Regions from separate parts of the Homo sapiens genome. Here all the other regions are linked to region 1. A link is a contact called in ENCODE Hi-C or POLR2A ChIA-PET data. All regions are on one chromosome and are shown on one strand. Each heading gives the region's core, a stretch centred on a gene start or an enhancer-like site at or near the end of the contact. The rest is flanking DNA. Distances are from core to core; before and after follow the strand shown. Region 1 holds the start of RNASE4 (ribonuclease A family member 4). Region 2 holds the start of TOX4 (TOX high mobility group box family member 4). Region 3 holds the start of CHD8 (chromodomain helicase DNA binding protein 8). Region 4 holds the start of METTL3 (methyltransferase 3, N6-adenosine-methyltransferase complex catalytic subunit).

Region 1 (4,654 bases), core at 208-2,707:
ATCCAGATTTAGAAAGGTTGTCCTCAGAACCTCGGACGCAGGACTGTCTTACAAGCTGGCTTTGTGACTCTGCAGTAATTACTTTCCGGGTATAAAGAGATTTCTTTCTTTCCCGTCTCTGGTTAAGGATGTCTCGAGTAGGGATTTTTAGGAGAGTTGTTTCCGTGCTTCCTTCGATAGCTCAGCTGGTAGAGCGGAGGACTGTAGTACTTAATGTGTGGTCATCCTTAGGTCGCTGGTTCGATTCCGGCTCGAAGGAGACGCTGCTGTTTTGGGGTTTACGGTTGCTCTTCGTTTGTGCAAAAAATCTCTGTATCTTGACGTGATCAAATCTGTTTCTGTCTCTCACCCTTGTCCGAAGGAAACAGCTTAGCCGCGAGGTGGGCTGCGTTAATCGCGTCTTGAAAAGTTGGTTACCTTTCTGAAAGATAGTAGACCCGAATCGTCCCACCGTTGGGGGAAGGCACTGTTGTCTTACCGAAGTGTGTTATATTTTGGCTTCTACGTTAAGTCCAAAGGCCGGCAGATATATACGTATCGCGCGTCTGTCCTGGGGCTCAGTACCCTACAGCCTTGCAACCGAGCTCAGCTCTGGCCCTCGATCTCTATTTCAGCCCCCTCCAGGTTCCCTCCAGGCCCTAGCGGGCTTAAATCGCTCCCCGGGCTCAGTGAGACACAAGCATGTGACCTAAAGTCTAAAAAGCTGCCTTCCTTCACCCCATCCTGCATCTGGATCGAGGAGAATAAGCCAGAGAATAAGCCACACTTGAAACTTGGTGAAGATGGAAGGAATAACTAAATAAGGCCTAAGGGAAATGTCACAACAGAGGAAAAGAAACAAAACAAAAAACCTTCAGAACAGCAGGCGGAAAAGAGAAATTCAGAGTGATAGGAAGCACCACTCAGCTACAGTGGCTCGTTGGTCTAGGGGTATGATTCTCGCTTTGGGTGCGAGAGGTCCCGGGTTCAAATCCCGGACGAGCCCTCGTGGCTACTGTTTTTCCACCCCCTTTTGTCAACTACTGAAAAAAAGTCTCCGTTAAATTTGAAACACAAACTGTCTCGCGATGGGCTGTCCTGCCAAAGAAAGCAGCAGCGAATAAGTACGTGGCAGATGGTGCTGTCGACCAGTGTCAAGACCAAGTTTCATGGGTTCCTGGACGCTCAGCCAGGGGTAGTCTCTGAAGGGCCGCCTGGCAATTGGGAGCAGAAGCCAGTTTCCCGCCATCTGCTCTCCGTGGAGGCAGTGCTCTCGCGGCTGCTGCCCGTTGGGGTCCAGCTGAGGAAGGAGCGCGGATCCCAGGCTCGTTCTTTGCCTGGGCTGCCCCTGCGGCCCCTGGGGCGGGTGCTGCTGCGGCGCCAGCTCCAAGGGCGGATCCAGGCGGGAGGGGCCTCCTCGGAGAAGCGGGGCGCGGTCCCAACTACGCAGAGGCTGGCACGCCGACCCTCCACACCTCACCACGCCCCCATCTCCGTCCGTGTACACACACTCACACAAGGACGCCAACCCCACCTAGATGCAAAGCAGGATTCAAAAGAACATCTTTGCGTTTTCTACCGGCTCCCCATCATCGTACTAGGGAGGAAGAAGCGGGTGAGAAACAAAACTTCTTTCCATTGTCCTGCCCGTTTCTGCGGACTTGTTCTGAGGCCGAGGTAGGTTCACACTCCTGCTCCTCCTCCTCCTCTCTGGTAGCTTCATAAGGGGCGTTTAGGCCGGGGAGTCCTTTCCTAGTAGAGGCAGCTTGGGACTCCTTGGGGAGGAGTTTGCGGGACGGGGCTGGAGAGGGAGGAATGGGGAGGGACGTGAAAGTCCCGTATTTGTATGAGTTAACGACTTTACATTCCCACTCAGGTTTACTTTGCGCAGCTGGGCACAGATGCCAGCTTCTATTGATTAGTAGGCTTGGAGGGGGACCACAGAATCGCCGAACCTAAGGGAAGCCCTAGGAGGCCTGCACTTGCCCACAACTAAGAAAGCTTTGCTAGTTATTCAGGCTAATCACCAGCTTTTTGAAGCAGGCCTTAGTTTTTTGCAAGCGTAACTAACATTTGGGGATCGGTGTTTTCTGTTTACTCTCCTCTGCCTCCTCACCCTTAACCCACCCTCAGCCAGTGTTGTGCAATTCTTAGAGACACTTGCCAACAGCCTCTTCTCTAAGCCTTCCTACTGGAAGGTTGGGATCCTCCGTTTTCTCGCTCTGAGACAGCACGTCAAATGCTAATAGCAGCACATGAGTAAAGCGCAACATCTTTATTAAAACAATTTCAGCACCACTCAGGGGGCTAGGGAAATCTCAGATGAGCCAAGACCCTCCCTCGTGACAGTAAAAATCTTATAATCAAGTCATAATGTAATCAGTAGAAACCCAAGGGACATCATTATCTGTGGCACAGGACCACCTTCCCAGAAGCAGCCTCAGGTATTCAAGACTTACTTAACCACAGAGCCACTAACAAGTTTTGCAAGAGGATAGGTTTATTACATACGCTTCAATTCAAGCAATTCTTTTACTGATGACAAGCAGAGTAAAATAATTTTTGAATTTATGGTAATAGTCAATGTAGGTTTCCTTCGAACAGCAACTTTCAGTGGCCCCTTTAAAGTTAGCTCTGATTGTCTAGAAAGTACTAGTATGGAATATAAAAGTTGTGTGGGCCCGGCACGGTGGCTCATGCCTGTAATCCCAGCACTTTGGGAGGCCGAGGTGGGTGCATCACAAGATCAGGAGTTCGAGACCAGCCTGGCCAAGATGGTGAAACCTCGTCTCTACTAAAAATACAAAAATTAGCCGGGCACGGTGGTGAGCACCTGTAACCCCAGCTACTCGGGAGGCTGAGACAGGAGACTCTCTTGAACCTGGGAGGCGGAGGTTACAGTGAACAGAGATTGCGTCACTGCACTCTAGCCTGGGTGACAGAGCAAGACTCCGTCTTAAAAAAAAAAAAAAAAAAAATTGTGTGGTGCATTGGAAAGCTTCCAGGCCGGCGAATGCAATGAGTTCCTTGGGCAATACATGTCTCTTTCTCTGTTCCTCAGTTGGCTCTTCTTTAATATGAGGGGTGGACAGAGTCTCAGAGGCCCCTCCCACTCTTGTTCTATGACTCCATGGAGTGGTACGATGTTAGTAACAGGACATGAGGCACTCTAGTAATGTGGAGATGAACTATCGTTTGGCAGAGAGGATGGAAAAAATCATTCCAGGAAAAGAGGAATGGCTTTAGCTATTGTTGAAAACAGATAATCAGGTTATAAGCAGGCAAGAGTAAGAGGTTTGTCAAGTTATTGTTGGAAGCATTGGTCACTGTGACTCAAATTAAAGTAGCTGGATAAAAAAGTGGACCAATGAAGGTCAGTGAAACCTTTCTTTAGGAGTTTTTATTGAATCTGTATTTAAGCAGATTCTCTGTAATTCTCTGTAAACAGTTATTCCCGGAAGAATGCCATGAAATACTTGGGAAAGAGGGAATGGGAACAAAGAGTGAGTGGGCACAAAGCCCAGAGTTGGTTGAAAAGCAAATGTTTAATTTTTGTCTTTGTTTGGAAATACAGGCATGTCAGCAGGACTTTGTCCCCACTGTCCTTCAATCAGTAGTGTTGCCTCTTCCTGGAGACGTGGTTCTTCTTGCCACGTGTGCTTTTCCTTCTTTACCTGTTACTTCCGTTATTGAATAAGTTCATGCTTATAGACCTAAAGTGTTAGAATAATAAAGAAATATAGAAATTATTTAGTCCATTCTTCCCATCATCTAATTTTATAATTAGTCCTAAGACAGAATGATACATATATACTCTGTATGAAGGAGGAAAGTGCTCTAACACTAGGGTCCTTGGAAACAGGACCCGTGCATCCCGTGTCTGTGTGCAGGGACATTATTGGCTTGAGGGAGAGAGAGAAAAAAATCTCCAGGAAAGGGGAATGACTTTCAAGTTAAAGCTGTCTGAACATTTAAAAAATATATGAGGTTTTTTGCAATTGGCGATTCCTTCATTTGTATTAAAATTACTGACAAAGATGTGATGTTCCTTAATCATAGAATATAATTCCTTGTTGTATTTTAAACACAAATGACTAAGTGCTTAGATGCATTCTAATGAAATAGTAATTTTTCCCCCAAACCCTACTTTTCATTTCAACAAAACTTCCTTGTGCCAAGTTTAAAAGAAAAACATAAAACTGTCTTTTTGCATTGTGGGCAGATTGTGTATCCTCCAAAGGTTGTCCAGTGAAGGCCCAGAGGCAGAGAAGGGACCTAACTATATTCAGAGGCTGCTGGTTGCCCCACCTCAGCACTACTGCAGAACTCTAAAATCAGAGGCTGCTCTGTTTGTGTGAGTCGGTGCTTGAATTGGTGCTTCAGGCCATGGGGCTGTGTGTGTGCAGGCGCATATGGGTTGTATGCTGTGGCAGGGTACCGCTTTTCGGGACTCAGAGGTGGTGTTGCTTGAGCTAAGCCTGGAAAGACAGGTCAGTTTTCTCCTTGCTTATGAAGGGTTCAAAGTCTGACTCCACCATTCATCTGCTGTTTGTTCTTGGAGTTTCCTCATGAGCAGAGCATATTTACATAATGCCTACCTCACACAGTCCTGGTGTTGGTTGAATGTAGTCATGTATGTGAGAGCTTCACAAAATGAAAGATTGCACTGAATATT
Region 2 (4,488 bases), core at 519-3,018, 790 kb after region 1:
ATACTTTTTTTTTTTTTTTTTTGAGATGGAGTCTCGCTCCGTCACCCAGGCTGGAGTGCAGTGGTGCGATCTCAGCTCACTGCAGCCTCCACCTCCTGAGTTCAAGTGATTCTCCTGCCTCAGCCTCCCAAGTAAGTACCTTACAGGCACACGCCACAACGCCCACCTAATTTTTTTAACAATACATTTTACATTTCCAATAATTGCCAGAGGCACAATTAAGCATTGTTGCCTTGTTAAGCATTGTATCATTAGCCCCTATCGCAAAGTGAGAATTCGCTCAATATTCCCTTTAAAATACCTTTTAGTTGATACTGCCAAATCCTTTTCTAACCCCATCAATTATTTGACTCTAAATAAATCCGTTAGGAACAGTGGTAGCTTCAGGTTTCCATACAGGTGGGACTTGGAAGTAGCAATATGGTAAGAATGGGGATGTAGGGGTTTATTTAGAAACTGCATTTGCATGGCAAGAAAGCTAGTTTCATATATGTTGTTTATTTGGACTGGGGTTACGGAGATAACGAAGAGGGGGTAGTTAAAAGCCTCTTCAGGCCATGCCTTATCACAAACGTGTGGGAAAGGTTAATATTTTCCAGGATCGCCAGTGCGTTTGAGGAACTGTTAACACACTCTTTCATTTAAAAGGAAAGTTTTTAGTTTTATTTGCCTATTAATTCTAAGGCAGGGATGACTCCTCAATTTGCTTCTTCACCAATATAAAAAATGTCCATGTATTGGTGTTTACTTTTTAAAAGTAAGGCTGGTATTAATTTACCTCAAAGCACAGATGAGTTCATAAATAAGCAGTTATGCTTTCGTGGGATTTTCCATAAACATACAAATTGTATTTGAAAAAAAATTATATGACGAGTCTATACCTCACACTCTAAAAAGTTACCTTTCAATTATATACTCTCCCTTACACTACTCCCCACATATCAACGTTTCATTGGTCACTTCATTAACATAAGTTTGGACTAGTTTAAAGTAGTGAGGGGTAACTTTTTACTTCGAACACTGAAGGCTGCTAACTTTCCACTTTAGCAATTTAGCTAGTCAGGTTTTATCATCTGTTCTGGAACAAGTAGATGCACTTACCTATTGTGAGGTCGTGGACAGGCTGGAACCGCTTATCTGTAAACTGCAGGAGGAGACATGACTTCCCCACACCTGAAAGAGAAAGCACACTCCCGGAATCACGCAGCCCTGGAACACCTTCCAGAGTATGGACTTCCCGGACCAGAGAAGGGGGGCTCCCGAGCCCCGCCCCCGGCCGCCCCGAACCGCCCCGCCCGTCTCGAATCGCCCAGCCCACAAAGTGAGCCCCGCCCCCGCCACCCAATTTGGGAGCTTCGAATGCCCGCCCGAGCCTTGAAGGCGAACCACCTGAGGGTTACCTGTGTCTCCGATGATGATATACTTGAAGAGATAAGCATAAGTCATGGTGTCGCGTCCTCTGGGTTCCGGGTCCGCCCGACTTCTATAGCCACTTACCTCCGACCTCTCTAGCCACTCAATCTACCGATCTTCTTCTTCTCCCCCTTCCCCCCGCTCCCCCGCCCCTCCGGCTCCTCTAGCCCAGATCACGTCTCTATTGCACTCCCCGGAATCATCCTTAGGTCGGGAGTACCCTACGCCACCTCCAGGGACGCTTCTAGCACTTCTACATGCCCTTATCCCTCCAAACTCCAGGGGGCGATAGCCCAGCGCCTGACTCTCTGCAGCCCCACGGCGCTCCTTCCAATCAGCAGAGAGAACACACGTCCTTGCGGAAGTGACGGCAGTTCCGAGTCCAGTGGGGGCGGTGGGAGCGATGAGGGTCTGAGACGGTGGGAGCGGTTGTGTGAAGATGGAGGTAGGAACCTGATAGCTAAGAAGGCTGGCGAGAGAACGCGGCCGACCGGGTTGAAGCAGGGACGGGAAGCCGGGCGGAGAGGCGACTGACGGGAGAGGAGAGAGAGCGGGGTTTGGGGAGTGTTGTCAGAATGTCAGGGTCAAAAGCCATCGCTCCAAGCTGACTCCCTGCTCCCCCTAACTTATCCCCGCGACTTTCTTTTGGTTTCCAGTTTCCCGGAGGAAATGACAATTACCTGACGATCACAGGGCCTTCGCACCCCTTCCTGTCAGGGGCCGAGGTGAGCCAGAGCTGCCGACGCCGCGGGGGTAGGGCCTGAGGCAGCGGTGGGGTAGGGTAGTGGGGAGGAGAGCACGGACTCCGGGGACGGGGGCTGGGAACCAAGGGCCGCAATTGGTGTTTAGAGAAAAGTGGCGGTTGCTTCTAGAGCCTGTGGGGACTATCTGGGGAAGTCTTGGGAAGTTGCTGTCATCAGAAAGCAAGGTATTGGAAAGAGATAACCTGTTTAAAGAGAAAAGGGATTCTGGATTAGAAGACAGAGTGGAATTGTCTCCTTTCTCTGGGGAGAAATAGCTACAGTAATCTTAGGGGATCGCAGTGGAAAGAAAATGTTTCAGCAGCTGAAGAAATTGGGGTTGAGGGGAGGAGCTTATTGGTTTTCTTTTGTTTTGAGACAGAGTCTCGCTTTATCGCCCAGGTTGAAGTGCAGTGGTGCGATCTCGGCTCACTGCAACCTCTGTCTCCTGGGTTCAAGCGATTCTCCTGCCTCAGCCTCCCGAGTAGCTGGGATTACAGGCGTGCGCCACCACGCTCGGCTAATTTTTGTATATTTAGTAGAGATGGCAGTTTCACCATATTGGCCAGGCTGGTTTCGAACTCCTGACCTCAGGTGATCCACCCACCTCGGCCTCCCGGAGTGCTGGGATTACAGGCCTGAGCCATTGCGCCCGGCCTAAATTTCCTACTTTGATAAAAAATTTGTGGTTACCTTTACCTACATGGTGTCAGCTTGTTTTGCTAATGTCAGGAGGAAAGGAAATAGCTGCTAGAGAATATAAAAGAGTTGAGTAGGACATGTGTTTCAATTTGCCAGTGACTCAGACGTTGGGCACATTACTTCATCTTTGTATGTCACAGTTTCCCCAGCTGTCAAACAGCTGTAATTATAGTTTCTTATGCTGTTTTAAAGTAGAAGTAAAGGTTATGATGAAACCCTGAAGTGTTCGTTAAAAAAGTTTGGTTGAAATATTGTCATAATATAGATATGTATCACTTGTTTGGGAGAGGCAAAAGAGAATGGTGGAACAGACAAAAATTTCTGTCTTTGAGAAACTGAAGTCTTGAACCATCTGCCATTTTTTGAGGACTTTTATATTTATTTTCAAAAGTGGTGTGGACCATTTGCATCAGTTTTTTTTACCAAGAATTGTCAGTGGCTGTTGCATGGGCTTATCCTATAATCCTAACGTTTTCATGGATGAAAATGGGGTTGACAAGGGCCAGTTGCTAGTTTAACTTTTTTTTTCTTTCTTTTTTTTTTTGAGACAGTCTCCCTGTAGCCCAGGCTGGAGTGCAGTAGCACGATCTTGGCTCACTGCAGCCTCCACCTCCTGGGCTCAAGTGATTCTCCTGCCTCAACCTCCCAAGTAGCTGGGAATACAGGTGTGCGCCACCACACCCAGCTAATTTTTTTTTTTTTTTTGAATTTTTGTAGAGACGGGGTTTCACCCTGTTACCCAGGCTCTTTAACTCCTGGCCTCAAGTGATCTGCCCGCCTCAGCCTCCTAAAGTGCTAGGATTACAGGCATGAGCCAATGTGCCCAGTGCCAGTTTAACTTTTTTGTTGCTTTTATTTATTATTCTCATAAGCAGGATAAGTGTGAATCTAGTATGCAGCAAACTTTGAAATGATATAAAACCTAAATCTGGGCCCAGCACAGTAGCTCGTGCCAGTAATCCCAACTGTTTGGGAGGCTGAGGCAGGAGAATTGCATGAGCCCAAGAGTTCTAGACCAGCTTGGGCAACGTGATCAAACTCTGTCTCTATAAAAGATAATAATAATTAATTTTAAAAAAACAGGTGAGGCGGGGTGCGGTGGCTCATGCCTGTAATCCCAGCACTTTGGGAGGCCAAGGAGGGCGGATCACGAGGTCAGGAGTTCGAGACCAGCCTGACCAACATGTGAAACCCCATCTCTACTAAAAATACAAAAATTAGCCGGGTGTGGTGGTGCGCGCCTGTAATCCCAGATACTCAGGAGGCTGAGGCAGGAGAATCGCTTGAACCTGGGAGGCAGAGGTTGCAGTGAGCCGAGATTGCGCCATTGTACTCCAGCCTAGGTGAACGAGTGAGACTCCATCTCAAACAAACAAACAAAAACAGCTAAAATCTGCTTGGTGCTTTGCACTCTTAGTTGCCATTTTCTTCTAAGTGAGATCTTCATTTTTAAATTTCATTATTTGAGTGTTGCAAATCTCACATTGGACTTACCTGCATGAAATTCCCAATTTCTCCTCAATCAGGTCTCCACAGTTTAAATTTTGTTATTTAGAGTGTTATAAATTTTACGTTGGCCTCGTTCATGAGAAAGTGCATTTTAAAATTAAATACAAGTAGCTTTCAAGTTTAC
Region 3 (4,191 bases), core at 1,202-3,701, 770 kb after region 1:
TCTGTTTTCCTCCCAAGTATTAGGCTCAATGTAAGCTCAGAAGATAGCTTAACTCTTCCAGAGCTGTAGACAAACAGTTCACTAAAGCATTTAGCATTCATCTGAATGTTACAGTCCTTTCACATATGAGAATATCAAATCTTATTTCTTCAGTAAGCAAACACAGTTTTGACACCCACAACTTAATCTTAAGTGGTAATTTTGCTTAGAAAAGTGGCTCATGCCTGTAATCCCAGCACTTCGGGAGGCCGAGGCGGGAGGATCACGAGGTCAGAAGTTCAAGACCAGCCTAGCCAATATGGTGAAACCCCGTCTCTACTAAAAATAAAAAAAAAAATTAGCCAAGCATGGTGGCGGGCGCCTGTAATCCCAGCTACTCGGAAGGCTCAGGCAGGAGAATTACTTGAACCTGGGAGGCGGAGGTTGCAGTGAGCCGAGATCCTGCCACTGCACTCCAGCCTGGGTGACAGAGCAAGACTCCGTCTCAAAAAAAAAGAAAAGAAAAGAAAAGAAAAGAAAAGAAAAGAAAAGAAAAGAAAAGAAAAGAAAACTGACAAAACCAAAAGAGCAGATGCACAGGACAGATCAAACATGGAGAATACAAAAACTGTTCAAGTACTCATACACTGTTCCATTATATCCCTTATCCCAATCCATTACTCCTTTGCTATCCTCTGGCTGTGTCGCCCAGGCCGGAATGCAGGGGCACGATCTTGGCTCACTGCAATCTCCACCTCCAGGGTTCAAGCGATTTTCATGCCTTGGCCTCCCATGTAGCTGGGACTACAGGCACGCGTCACCATGCCCGGCTAATTTTTTTTTGTATTTTTTGTACTTTTAGAGACGGGGTTTCACCATGTTGGTCAGGCTGGTCTCGAACTCCTGACTTCAAGTGATCCGTCCGCCTCCACCTCCCAAAGTGCTGAGATTACAAGCGTGAGCCACTATTTCAGTTTTAAACTTTCTCCTAAGCCTGTCTCTTCAAACTTGCCTACTCTCTCTTTGGCCAATATCTTTCACTTGCCTTCAGATCCACTGACACGCCTCTCTTGCAGCAGAAGGTCTTCTTACATGGAAAATGTTTTTCTTATCATAACTCTTTTTTTAAGGGTTGGGATAATTCCAAAGTACTTGAAATAAGTTTCTCATATCTTGCTCTATGAGGTTGACTAGAATTTGTTCTGAAACCTATTGGATGACCAATACAAAAGAAATTCCTAAGCAGAAGACACGATCTAATTAACTAACACAGGACACGATTCAAATCACAAACTCACTTTCGATATGTAATGTGCCCCACACCAGATGACTTCAGCATATGCTAACCTAGGCTGAGAATCCTTGACTGAGTCGACAAACTCAGAAAAGCATGGAGATGAAACGATCTGTAGACGCCGCTGTGATGGTAGGATGCAGCAGACACTGATAAGGCAGCTCCCCTGGCTTGTGTTTGGGGCGCTCCGCTGTTTATTCTTTAATAGAAAAAGACAGAGTTCTAAATCTTTGACTTCTGGCTCACTTTGCTTAGCCATACGAAAGAGATGGGTCCACTATATACCTTTTCTGTGAAGACCCTAACCGCTTCAAGACTGTCCCTTAAAAAGCAAGAGGCTGCTGCATTTATACAGCTGCTGCAGGGAAATTCCCTGCGACACTAGAGACAGGTAAATAAACTGCATTCGTTCCAAAGCAGGGGGAAGGGTCTTCTATCAGTGACGAGTTTACATAATGCAACGGAAAACCAGTGAGCTCTGCAGACCTGTCAAGGAGGATGCAAGGCTTGAGCTCCTCTCTTCCCACCATCTCTAAACATTCTCCAACAGCCTGCTCTTCACTGCCAGGAGACCCACAGAACTTACACCTGAGAATGAGTAACAATCTGCTTACGCTTACCCCATGCTTTCCTACCCACCTTTATTATTAAAATACAGAAGAAAAAAAAATAAAAAGAAGTAGAAAACCCTAACCACCTATTTCTGAATCCAAAGTATGGAGTAACCAAACGGGGCCGAGGAGTTTTCCCTTCTCTGAAGAGAGGAGAACAAGGCGCCGCCTCCAATCTACACTACGCCCAGTAATGCAATGACAAGCCCTGAAAACTCCACAGCGTCCCAAGCAGTCCCTCGCGGCTCGGCCCGGCTCGGACCCCGCGGCCCGGCAGCCACCCTCTCCCCCGGCCTCTCACAAAGGAGACTGGTTCAGTCCGGAGCATCACCCCGCACCTGATCCCTCACAACTGGGGGGCGAGCAGGGGGTGGAAGAGAGAGGAGAAGGAGTTACTTAAATCAAATCTCTGAGAGCCTCAGCTTTTGCTGACTCCTGGCCCAGCACTGAGGAGCGGGTGCGAGCGGGAAGCCTACCTGTGCAAGTCCTGGTACTTCCTTTCCAGGCAGCGTTTCAACTCACCCTCTCCGAGAACAAGGCGCCTTCCGGCGGAGCATGGCCAGCCCTCGCCTCAATCTAGCTTGCTAGTAGTCCATTCTCCCTAGGCTCCGCCCCCCTGCGCTCCCATCCGCCAATGGCAGCACCGAAGCCCGGCCTCTTCCAGCGAGCTAGTGTGAGCGCCATCCAGGAAGTCTCTTGAGGGTGGAAGGTCCTAGGAGGATGAGAAGGGTACGTAGGCGACCACAAATATGCCTGATTGAAAATAAAATCTGGCGGCGGCTCGCCTCTGACGACTCAGTTCACAGGCGGCCAGGCCCCTCGGCATCTTTTTTTGACCCCCGCCATTGGGGGCGCTGTGAACTAAAACAACACTTAGTTACCTACTTCTGGGAAGCCATCTTGGCTCGGACTCCGGGACTGGGTGAGAGTGCTTAAAGAATGTGAAGACCCTGTCGGTGTTCTGTCCGACTATCTAGGTCCAGCCCGAACATACTCTGCTGTATACACTTAGGAGGCCCCTCAGTCACGACGTGAAACCCTGGAGTAATGCCGTATGTGGTTACGGGCAACAACCACCACCACCCTCTCACTTAACTGTAGGAGTAAAGCAATTTTAACAAATCAAATAAGCAAAAATTAATTCTTCTAATGAGAGTGAAAGTTGCACTTTCCTAGGGTAATCCTTTATGGACACCTCACTCAAAATATCAGGACATGTATCTATTATAGGTGCTACTAAGCTTTAGGATTCACTGCAAATTTTCCAGTAGGGGCACTGTGAATCAGTTGGAAATCAAGAACAGGACTTAAGGAGGAATTCCTTTTTTTTTTTAAAGGCCTAATTTTTTTTTTTTTTTTTGAGATGGAGTCTCGCTCGGTCACCCAGGCTGGAGTGCAGTGGGGCGATCTCGGCTCACTGCAACCTCTGCCTCCCGGGTTCAAGCAATTCTCCTGTCTCAGCTTCCTGAGTAGCTGAGACTACAGGCTCCCGCCACCACGCCCAGCTAATTTTTGTATTTTTAGTAGAGACGGGGTTTCGCCATGTTGGTCAGGCTGGTTTCGAACTCCAGACCTCAAGTGATCCGCCCACCTCGGCCTCCCAAAGTGCTGGGATTACAGACATGAGCCACCATTCCTGGCCAAGAAATCTTTTTTAAAGTTGTGAGTGAGGGAATCCTTCCAGATTATTAAAGGAATTTCTCAAGGAGTAACATAATTGCATGGTCTTACATGATAGGAGCTCAGAGACATCAAGAAGTCATATGAGTGATAAGACTCGGCCTTAAGCTGGGCGCAGTGGCTCACGCCTGTAATCCCAGCACTTTGGGAGGCTGAGGCGGGTGGATCGCCTGAGGTCAGGAGTTCGAGAGCAGCCTGGCCAACATAGTGAAACCCCGTCTCTAGTAAAGATACAAAAAAAAATTAGCCGGGCGTGGTGGCAGACACCCATAATCCCAGCTACTCGGGAGGCTGAGGCAGGAGAATCGCTTGAACCCAGGAGGCGGAGGTTGTGGTGAGCCAAGATCTCACCACTGCACTCCAGCCTGGGCAACAAGAGCGAAATTCCATCTCAAAAAAAAAAAAAAAAAAAAAAAAAAAAAAAAAAAGACTTGGCCAAATACATTTCCCTGTGTATCAAAATCTGTCAGCCAAGACAGGCGCGGTAGCTCACGCCTGTAATCCCAGCACTTTGGGAGGCCGAGGCGGGTGGATCACCTAAGGTCCGGAGTTCAAGACCAGCCTGACCAACATGGAGAAACCCCGTCTCTACTAAAAATACAAAAGTAGCTGGGTGTGGTGGTGCAT
Region 4 (4,335 bases), core at 504-3,003, 830 kb after region 1:
GTTAAAAATTAGCCAGGCATGGTGGCATGCACCTGTAGTCCTAGCTACTCAGGAGGATGAGCCGGGAGGACTGCTACACTCCAGCCTGGGCAACGGTGAGAGACGCTATCTCAAAAACAAAAGCAAAAAAAGTCGTTGGCATCATTTATGCACATTTTTAAAAAGTTTCAAAACAGGAAACCAAAGAATAGGGGAAAAAACATAACAAAACAAAAAATTGTATCTATAAATAAATCAATGAAGTTTCTAGAGCAAGGGAAAAAAAATTCTCCCTCTTAGGTAATTCAGGAACTACTCTGAGACTTGACTACTAATTATTGCCTGACCATATGACTTGCACTTCTTACTCCACTATCCTCCCCTCTTACCTCTTTAATTATCTAGGTCCTATATAGCCATAAAGGCCAAATTCAAGTGCCAATTCCACTATGATGGTTTTGATGGCTTCACTACCTACACCAGCTCTTGTTACTTCTCTTCATTGTACAGACTGTAGATTCATTCATTTGGTTTCGTACATATATCTTATCATATTCCTCACTTTTTGTAAGCGTCTCCCCTTGAATCCTATGCTTTTTAAACTTCTTGAGGACAGGGGCAATTTCTTCCTTATTTTTGTCTAATTAGACCCATGAACACTGTAGATACTCAAGAAAGGTAATTAATTAGGTGGGAGGATCCTGCCAGTGCATCTTCTATTTCTAGGGGCCAGAATACGAGCACATGAACCTAACATGATCTAGACAAGATTTAGAGATGCAGTTGAAGATACTGACAAATATTGGAACAATCTACCACAAAGGTGATACTGAGTCACTATTTTTGCAGAGCTTTGTTACTAGTTTGCCTTAAATAATTCAGAGTTTGTCCTGAGGGTAGGGAGTGGATAACAGTGAATTTAATCTTTTAAATTTCCTTCAAGTTTTATGATCGTGACACGGGGGCAACAGGAGAAGAGAAAAAGTTTGGAAACCAAACACAAATGTTTTCAGATTCCTGCTAGGTATGTAAATGGCTAAGTCAATGCCGGTAGGGGTACTCATTCAGAAACACCCAGTGCCACTCTGTACGGGCCACTAAATTGGGCACTGCGGATATAAAGGTTCATTCCTCGCTTACTGTACCCACAGCTGCCAAGAAATGACCACTACAAAACAGTCGTTATAACTGAGGGAACAAAGCGCCAAAGCAGCAACAAAAAGGGGTTCTTGCTGCTTCGCGGGATAGGGGGCTGAGCAGCCTCACAAAGGCGACGTCCTCGCAGTCTGAAGAGGAGTGGGCAAGGCGGACGAGGGTGGGGCTCAAGCGTCCGTCCGGTAAAAGTGAGCTGGAAGAACCGAGGCCCAGCGTGAGGAGGAACCGCGAACTACTTGCAGAAGGGCGAACGTCTGCTGCTGAAGGTGGAGAGGGAGTACCAATGTACGAGGCTTTATAGAAATGGCCGTTTGGTAAAGGGCAGTGACTCTGGAGCTTTTTCTCTAGGGATCCCGCCCGTCCTCCCCGGTTGAGCCTCGGCCCCAACAGCCCAGTGCCTCACCCAAGTGCCCCGAGTCCTGCTTCCGCCTCCGCTGCAGCCTCTCCCGCAGAGAGTCCAGCTGCTTCTTGTGGGCCTGGATAGAGCTCCACGTGTCCGACATCCTAGTCTCCCAGCCCTGACACCTCTCGAATAAGGCGCGGCGGACTAGCACCTCCCAGCACTCGCTCCAGGATATAGCCAATTCTCACGCGGACACCCCGAAGGCTAACCGGAAAATGACCCCTGGAGCTGAGCAAGACAGAAAAGTCATTTCCGGTGTCGCGCTTTCTTGGAAGCTATAAAGAGCCACGTTAGGTGTTGGCAGAGCGGCCGGTATAGTCCTCATACCCGCTCTCTCATGCTTCCGGACACAGTGAGGCTGTGGTTGCCATGTTGGTGACTGGCAGAGCGGCCATGTTGCTTATAGACGCGCATGCGGCCATGTTGAATATTCGGAGAGGAGTCCTGAGAGTTGACTTGTGTTAAAGTAGCACTCGTAGAGAGCAACACCATATAGTACAGTTTTGGGGGTTTTTTTCTTTTTTTTTTTTTTGAGACGGAGTTTCACTCTGTCGCCCTGGCTGGAGTGCAATGGCGCGATCTCGGCTCACAGCAACCTCCACCTCCCGGGTTCAAGTGATTATCCTGCCGCAGCCTCCCGAGTAGCTGGTATTACAGGCGCCCGCCACCACGCCCGGCAGATTTTTTGTATTTTTAGTAGAGACGGGGTTTCACTGTGTTGGCCAGGCCAGTCTCGAACTCCTCACCTCGTGATCCGCCCTCCTTGGCCTCCCAAAGTGCTAGGATTACAGGCGTGAGCCACCACACCCGGCCATAGTACAGATTTTTAAGATGAAGGATCACTAGTTCCTTTTGACAGTTTGGTACTAACATACCTTTTCCACTGAAGGTGGTGTTGGTTTGTTTCCATGCGTTCATTTACAAAAAAATAAAAAACACAACGGTGGTCCCCAATCTGAGGTGAGGAGGGGGCGGTGGTGGGTGCGGGCATGCTTCTTTGTGTTGACGAGGCGTGGGGAAGTGGGGAGGGCTGATGAAGGAAAAATCCGAGAGGTCTTCAAATACGTGATCTCTCTCTTAGGCTAAATTTACAAAGTACGTGTAATCTATTAAAATCGGGTTCCGACACTAAGAGGGCTTTGAGGTCCTGGTTGCGTTGTGTTTTTTGTTATGAGAGCTACCTGCATGAGTGTGTTCAGTTTGTGAAATGTAATTGAGCTGAACATTTTGGTGTGCACTTTTCTGTATGTGTAGTAAACTTAAATACAAGGTTGGTGGTGGTGGTTTTTCCTACAATCCTTTCTTTCTTTCTTTTTTTGACACATTTTCTTTTTTTTTTTTTTTTGAGATGGAGTCTCACTCACTCTGTCACCCAGGCTGGAGTGCAATGGCGTGGTCTCAGCTCACTGCAACCTCCGCCTCCTGGGTTCAAGCGATTCTCCTGCCTCAGCCTCCCGAATAGCTGGGATTACAGGCGCGTGCCACCACACCTGGCTAATTTTTTTTATTTTTAGTAGAGACAGGGTTTCACTATGTTGGCCAGGCTGGTCTCGAACTCCTGACCTCGTGATCTGCCCCTACGATCTGCCCCCCTGCCTCAGCCTCCCAAAGTGCTGGGATTACAGGCGTGAGCCACCGAGCCTGGCCTGACACAGAGTTTCATTCTTACTGCCCAGGCTGGTGTGCAGTGGTGTGATCTCAGCTCACTGCAACCTCCACCTCCTGGATTCTAGCTGCCTCAGCCTACCTAGTAGCAGGTATTACAGGGACCTGCCACCATGCCCAGTTAATTTTGTATTTTTAATAGAGATGGGGTTTCACCATGTTGGCCAGGCTGGTCTTGAACTCCTGACCTTAGCTCATCAGCCTGCCTTGGCTTTCCAACGTGCTGGGGTTACAGGCATGAGCCACCGGCTTGGCCTTTTGTTTGTTTGTTTGTTTTGTTTTTTTAATGGAGCTCCCTGAATGGAAACATTTCGGGAATCACTGACTTATCCAATGTCTACATGATGCCATACGCTGTTGTCCAAAAAATACAAAAAATAGTTTGACTGGCATGGCTCCTGTTTTCAAAGAGTTTATAATCTGGTCAAGGAGCTGTGAGCCAGTTTATTAATACTGAACCATCTTCACAGCATGAGGTAGCATGGGCATAGACTTTTTAAAAAACAAAAACAAAACAAAACAAAAAAACAGGAAAAAAAAAAACGTGATTTCAAAGAAGAGGAGGACTCCAAGTTTAATGACCCAGGAAGGCATTGGAAAGAAGCTGGAATCAAGGTTCAGGCTTAAAATGACCACTAAGGTTTCAGTAGGTGAAGGTATAGGAGGGAAATCCAGGTCTGGAATATGATAAAGGCAAAGGTCTAGACTAGAGGTAGGAAAGCGTGATGTGTGTTATGCCAATCTGGATTAGTTCGCCAGAACATAAAGATTTATATTTGGGAATATTGGGAGAAATTTTAGGTTTCCAAATTTGAGGCCAGATTGTAGAAGGTACATGGTACCTGAGTAAAGACTTGGCAATTTATTCAGAATACAATAGGAAACACTTAGGGTTTGTAAATAGGAATGTTTCAAAATTGATTTGCTGTTCTAGATAAATTGAGGTGAGGAGGAAGGAGATTTTGGAGAGGACAAAGATGGTTATTAGTCCATTGTAACTAAGTGTCTGATGAGAAGAACTGTAACTAAAAGCTGGTTATGAACAGTAATGAAAAGGAAGGGGTGAATATGAAGGGAGCTATTGAAAGATGTATGTGTATTGTAATATGACTTTTATCCATTCAGTAAGTATT

What was found. Hi-C counts contacts between places; a loop is a spot of excess contacts on that map. ChIA-PET counts read pairs that join two places held with the same protein, here RNA polymerase II (POLR2A). Pooled maps may share reads with other maps.
Region 2: a map of ascending aorta shows a loop between it and region 1 (13-fold over the local background). The contact joins the promoter of TOX4 here to the promoter of RNASE4 in region 1. A Hi-C loop is called at or near these places in 3 of 168 maps with a recorded cell type or tissue (ascending aorta, naive thymus-derived CD4-positive, alpha-beta T cell and sigmoid colon), 1 of 37 single-sample maps with no recorded cell type and 18 of 50 pooled maps. POLR2A ChIA-PET finds 5 or more read pairs at or near these places in 3 of 52 experiments (A549, PC-9 and activated T-cell).
Region 3: a loop to region 1 is called in a map of heart left ventricle, with 10 times the contacts of the local background. The contact joins the promoter of CHD8 here to the promoter of RNASE4 in region 1. A Hi-C loop is called at or near these places in 3 of 168 maps with a recorded cell type or tissue (gastrocnemius medialis, heart left ventricle and naive thymus-derived CD4-positive, alpha-beta T cell), 2 of 37 single-sample maps with no recorded cell type and 14 of 50 pooled maps. POLR2A ChIA-PET finds 5 or more read pairs at or near these places in 3 of 52 experiments (A549, CD4-positive, alpha-beta memory T cell and activated B cell).
Region 4: a loop to region 1 is called in a map of heart left ventricle, with 9 times the contacts of the local background. The contact joins the promoter of METTL3 here to the promoter of RNASE4 in region 1. A Hi-C loop is called at or near these places in 1 of 168 maps with a recorded cell type or tissue (heart left ventricle), 1 of 37 single-sample maps with no recorded cell type and 13 of 50 pooled maps. POLR2A ChIA-PET finds 5 or more read pairs at or near these places in 1 of 52 experiments (HepG2).

The regions. Positions count from the first base shown.
Region 1 is chr14:20,683,103-20,687,756 of GRCh38, forward strand. It overlaps RNASE4 (ribonuclease A family member 4), which reads left to right and starts at 1,458. Exons shown (of 2, transcript NM_002937.5): 1 at 1,458-1,656. TRY-GTA5-5 (tRNA-Tyr (anticodon GTA) 5-5) reads left to right here and starts at 171; the gene lies at 171-259. It overlaps TRP-TGG3-2 (tRNA-Pro (anticodon TGG) 3-2), which reads left to right and starts at 914; the gene lies at 914-985. It also overlaps a transcript of ANG not described here. RefSeq lists enhancers at 1-149, 350-539, 680-809, 1,610-1,749 and silencers at 940-989, 1,260-1,379.
Region 2 is chr14:21,475,427-21,479,914 of GRCh38, forward strand. It overlaps TOX4 (TOX high mobility group box family member 4), which reads left to right and starts at 1,769. Exons shown (of 9, transcript NM_014828.4): 1 at 1,769-1,858; 2 at 2,070-2,138. The coding sequence starts at 1,853. It overlaps RAB2B (RAB2B, member RAS oncogene family), which reads right to left and starts at 1,533. Exons shown (of 8, transcript NM_032846.4): 1 at 1,401-1,533; 2 at 1,102-1,173. The coding sequence starts at 1,446. RefSeq lists enhancers at 950-1,069, 1,650-1,719.
Region 3 is chr14:21,453,672-21,457,862 of GRCh38, forward strand. CHD8 (chromodomain helicase DNA binding protein 8) reads right to left here and starts at 2,452. Exons shown (of 38, transcript NM_001170629.2): 1 at 2,361-2,452. It overlaps LOC124903283 (a long non-coding RNA gene), which reads left to right and starts at 2,726. Exons shown (of 2, transcript XR_007064064.1): 1 at 2,726-2,806. RefSeq lists enhancers at 2,195-2,884, 2,749-3,300, 2,915-2,964, 2,975-3,024, 3,301-3,852.
Region 4 is chr14:21,509,587-21,513,921 of GRCh38, forward strand. METTL3 (methyltransferase 3, N6-adenosine-methyltransferase complex catalytic subunit) reads right to left here and starts at 1,754. Exons shown (of 11, transcript NM_019852.5): 1 at 1,538-1,754. The coding sequence starts at 1,637. RefSeq lists an enhancer at 1,797-2,036.